2 separate regions of the Mus musculus genome follow, and region 2 is linked to region 1. A link is a loop called in an ENCODE intact Hi-C map of the cell type or tissue named here. Cell type or tissue: heart. All regions are shown on one strand.

What was found. Hi-C counts contacts between places; a loop is a spot of excess contacts. Peaks named below come from ENCODE experiments on the same cell type or tissue, not always from the same donor. Only the 100,000 strongest peaks of a DNase experiment are listed, where the experiment ranks them.
Region 2: it touches region 1 in a loop (6-fold over the local background); 5 of 42 quality-filtered maps call a loop at or near these places.

What each region holds. Positions count from the first base shown.
Region 1 is chr11:99,065,083-99,067,582 of GRCm38, reverse strand. It overlaps Tns4 (tensin 4), which reads left to right. Exons shown (of 13, transcript NM_172564.3): 13 at 1-1,905. Among named protein-coding and RNA genes, the nearest start is that of Tns4, 23 kb to the left of the region's middle. In heart, a CTCF peak has its summit at 1,401 (motif pointing right); a DNase peak (open chromatin) is centred at 1,462; H3K27ac peaks cover 1,114 bases.
Region 2 is chr11:99,148,747-99,151,246 of GRCm38, reverse strand. Ccr7 (chemokine (C-C motif) receptor 7) reads left to right here. Exons shown (of 3, transcript NM_007719.2): 2 at 2,163-2,212. Among named protein-coding and RNA genes, the nearest start is that of Ccr7, 5.1 kb to the left of the region's middle. In heart, no CTCF peak of the experiment used is centred here; DNase peaks (open chromatin) are centred at 1,166 and 2,006; H3K4me3 peaks cover 1,112 bases; H3K27ac peaks cover 2,149 bases.

The DNA of each region.
Region 1 (2,500 bases):
ATTTGATCACCAGCCCCACAAACCATTCTCAATGGTCAATGGTTGTAATCCCAGCACTACAAGGCAGGAAGATCATAAGTTCAAGGTCATTCTTATCTATATAATGAGTTTAAGGCAGTCTAAGCTACATGAGACCCTGTTGAGAGAAAGAGACAGAAAGGCATGCACGTGCGCGTGTGTGCACACGCACACACACACACACACACACACACACACACACACACAATGGGAGTGGGATTAAGGTTTTCATAAATCTCAGCCAATGGTCTTCAAAGCCTTTACCTGAAGAGACCACACTCCAACACGGAGCTGGGGGCATCGCTCCACAAAGACCTGCTGTGGGAAGAGGGTACTGAATGGGCAAGAGCCTACAAGGTTCAGTCTATGATGGAGAGGGGACCAGGTCAAGGGCCTCAGCCAGAGCAGACCAGGCTGCCTCAGAGCATACACCTTATAATGCAACCCACTTCAGCTGGCTTTGGGGAAAGGGGCATCAAATTCAGCCTGCCCCAAGGTTGTCAGAGTCAAGTCTGGGAGCAGAAAAGGGGTGAGTTTTCACATCCCTGCATCTTCTGCTTTGCAATGAAGGTTCTGTCGGTGAGGCCTTCTCTAATGCAGTATTCATGATGTTCTCATTCATGTTCTCATTCATGATGTTCATGATCTTGAGATCTATCTGCTGCAGTTTTTTGACTCCTGTCTGGTGGAACATCCTGGATTTCTTGGATTTTTAGGTGTAATTTGCCAAGGTCTTGGAATCTTTTTCCCAAGAGCATGATAGAAAGATCCCTGGACTCTGCTGTTACAAGCGTGGACTCTTGTCTCACCTCATCAATTATTCTGTGATGTTGAATCAGGATTCTAAAGGCTAGCTTTTTTCAGTAGAAGACCCTTGTACCCACGATTAGAAAAGACTCAGCAGGGCCAGGCAGAGGTGGCGCACGCCTTTAATCCCAGCACTTGGGAGGCAGGCAGAGGCAGGCAGATTTCTGAGTTCAAGGCCAGCCTGGTCTACAGAGTGAGTTCCAGGACAGCCAGAGCTATACAGAGAAACCCTGTCTTGGAAAAAAAAAAAAAAGACTCAGCAATGTTCACATTCTTCATGTCTAATCCCTCCTTGCCCACCCATTACAAATGAACATCATCCCAAACTTTGCTTTCAGTTTCTTGGTAAGCAACAGCTGTCTGGCAATGCTCAAGGAATCCACATCTGGTGGGTAGGAGAAGAGAGACCCTGTTGCTATAGTACAGAGACAAGTATATCTCTGCCCCAGCTCCAGTCTTGCTGGATCCTCCTCCAGCTCCAACACACACACACACACACACACACACACACACACACACACTCATAACCATGTGGCATCACCAACCTTACAACCACAAGGGGGAAGCAGAGAGTCAAGCATGCAGACAGGCAGCTTTCCCAGCTGGTTAAAGAAGCTGGGCCCTTTTCCTCCCACACCCTGCCAGCCTTGCATAAGCCATTTGTTGCAGCATTTGTTGCTCTTGGTCCAGTCCGCCTGCCTCCTTAGGAGACCGTTCCATGACATGCAAGGGGAAGCTCACAGAAGAAGCCCACTGTAACTCAGTGTGAAGCAAGTGTTTGTCCCTGCCCGCTATCAGCCTACAGAGCAACATTGTCATTGGCCAAGGTCAGTCCTGAGGGATGATGATTTCAATGTCAGAAAAGCAAATCAGACCCAAGGGTGGGGGTGGGGGGATGCTAGGTCAGTGGTACAGGCCAAGACCGGCCTTCCCAGTGTGGGATCAGGCTCTGTGCCACTGCCGGGGTCTGCAGGGTGTTAGCAAAGTTTTCCCAGTTAGTAGTGCCAGTTCTAGGCTGAATGGGAGAGTCCTCCACAACTCCCTGTGTGCCTCATGGAAAATAAAGTTTTTTGCACCATAGCTGGTTCTGGACATTCAGAGCTGTCTCCTGAGTCCTGAGCAGAGAAGGGGACCCAACAGAGCAGAGAGTAACATACCAGGACACACCATGCGCATTTTGCATTGACCACAGAGGCCAGAAGAGGGCGTTAGAGCGCCCCTGGAGTCACAGACAGTTGTGAGCCACTGTGTGGTGCTGGGAATTGAACCCATTTCATCTTGAAGAGCAGCTAGTGCTGTCAACCACTGAGCCCCTATAGTTGTGTGTGTGTGTGTGTGTGTGTGTGTGTGTGTGTGTGTGTGTGTACATGCATGTTACAGTTTAAGTGTGGAGGTCAGAGGGCACCTTCTACCCTGTTTGAGACAGGGTCTGTTGTCCACTGTATGTCCACCAGGCAAGCTGTCCATGAGTTTCCAGAGAGTCTCCTGTCTATGTTTTCCATCCCCCCACCGGCATTTTGGGATTACAGATGTGTACTACTACTGGCTTTATATGGGTCTGGGGATCCAAGTTCGAATCTTTAATAGTGCACAGTGAGGGCTCTACCCACTGAGCCACCTCCCTGTTGTTTCAGTTTTTGTTTTGGAGGCAGGTTAGTCTGAAACTCAAGGCAAT
Region 2 (2,500 bases), 84 kb before region 1:
GCGACTGGCTTCCCAGGCTGGGAGCTGGGGGCGGGGGAGGGAATTGAGTGTCAGGCTGAGGCAGGGCAGGGCAGGGGAGTTGGGATGGTGTCGGGCTAGAGTGCTAGGGAGTTTTCCTTTCACCTTAATCATTCTGCAAACCCAAGAACTCAGGAAACACCGAACACCTCAATCAACAGCTCCCCCACACTGGCATTCCCAACTGCCCGTAGCTCAAGAGCAGTTGCTTTCTGACTATTGAGTCATCTGACTCACCAACACTGACCAGGTCCCTCTGTCACCACACGTTCAAATTCCCCCAAATTCTCCTGTTAACTGCCTTGAACATGGCCTGTCCTGGATCTACAGGACCCCGACTCACCCACCCAACCCCCACCCCCAACCTCATATCCAGTATCCCTGGAATGAGACATCAATTTTGTTCACACACCCCAGAGCCCCTCCGGGTTTGTGGCTACAAAAGAACCGGGACAGAACCCAGAGTAAAACAGAAACAGTTCTTGTTCCTTAGGGGTTTCTCCACGTCCCTGACAGTCAGATTGGGCTTTCTCTACAGTAACCGAAAGCCGTTGATGGGTTGAAAGAAACCTCGAACGCTGAACCCCGAAATGAGTCAGGGAAGGGCGGGCTGTGCATCAGACCCTGAAAATCCTATAGTTGAGAATGGGCATGTGACCTCAAGCTCGTGGGGTGGGGGTGGGGTGCCAGGGGTAATTCAGTTGGGGGGGGGAATGTGTGAGAGAGATGAGCTGTGAAGCCACGTGGTGATGTTCCCCTTCCTGTCTCCAAACGTTCTAGTACAAGCTGATGATAAGGGGACAGTGGCTGTCTGTCCCCAGAAAAAGATGGAGCTGGTGAGGCATGGGCCCCACGCTAAGCCTAAGCGTCTCTCTATCTCTACAGCTAGGATTTCGACTTATGGTTAGGGATTTAGGAGGGAGGCAAGATAGGAATAGAGGGCAGAGTTAGCTTCAGTAAGACGTGCTTACATAGCATGGAGGAGAATGTAGAGGGGAAAAACGTTTGTCCGGGTCACCCTGATGCCCTTCCTGCCTGTACTGAGTGACCAAGCGTAGCCTCCTCAGCCTGGAGTACATGTCAGGTACCCTGGGTGTCATGTAGCCTAGTCTCCAGCAGGTGGTGCTATGGCCAAGGACAAACAACATCTGCGTTTGAACTGTTTCCCTGGCCTCAAGAGGTCCCCCAGACTCAGATTGGGGAGCAAAGTCCTACTCTGGACTGCAAGACCCATAGGGTCTGACTCTTCCTGTAGATCTGAAGAACTGGGATTCAAGGGCTGGAGAGGGGTGCCAATAGCAAAGAAGGCGGATCAAGGGTCCCCAGGGGTGAGACGGGAGTATGTGGGGTAGAGGTCTGGGGTGGGGGGCATAAGATGTCTGCAAAAATTACTTTTCCAGTTGTCCTCTTGCTTAGCTGTCAGGAGAAAATACAGCCCAGGCTGGCTCAAGGCTCAGCTCTGAGCAGAATGAGGAGTGGTCGCTGTCATATGCAAGCCTGTTCTAACCAGTGGTCTCTGTCTGCAGAGTATTCGAAAACACGTTGAGGGAGAGAGAACAGATTCCCATTTCCTTAGCCCTTAGAACATCTGTGAGGCTTCACATGTGGCTGTCTGTGCCCTTGACCATCAAGGAATGCTCCCAGGCCGGTGGATCTTGCCACCAAGGAAGTGTTGAACATGTGTGCATACATCCCGACTACCACAGGGCTGTGCATCATGTGGAATGGGAAGTTGGGGGGGGGGGAGTCAGGACCCTGTGCGGAACCAGCAGTCTGGAGGAGTTATTGGGGTACAGTGGATACTGCAAACCAGCAGCAGCCTAGACTGGCCAGGGCAGGGGAGGGGGGAGGGGAATGGGAGGGGGATGGGAGGGGGATGGGAGGGGGTGGAGCCAGCTGTTCTACTTCTTTCCCAGACCTGGGAGTAGAAGCGGAAGGGAGGGAGGTGAAGACAGGGATGCTGGGCAGCAGGCCAGGTGTTCAAACACACAATCTGGTTCTGATGTTCTCTTTCAGCAAGCCCGAGGTGCCTGGAGCCTGGGATAAAAGTTCCCAATGGTGCCCCTGCCCCACCCCCGAATGTCTCCTTAATCACCGAGCAATTTTTACCGGGGCGGTAACATCATCTCCTTTGTCTCCTCTAGGGAAACCCAGGAAAAACGTGCTGGTGGTGGCTCTCCTTGTCATTTTCCAGGTGAGGCTTCCTGCCAGGGCAAGAGCTCTCTTCCCTCCTCCACACCCCCTCCCCAGCCAGGAGTGCTGGAACACAAACAGACCGCTGCAAGGAACGAAAGGTCTAGACACAAACCCACCTGCCGTTCACGGCCCCTTGCCCCCCCCCGCCTCCCCCCACGAAGGGGGCAGGCATTCTCTGGACTTCCATTGTCCCCCTTTAAAATAAAGCCCAGGGAGACGTAACCTACCCCCACCCTCGTTCTTCCCAGCTCCCACCTCCTCACTCAGGAGACAGAAACAGTGTCTG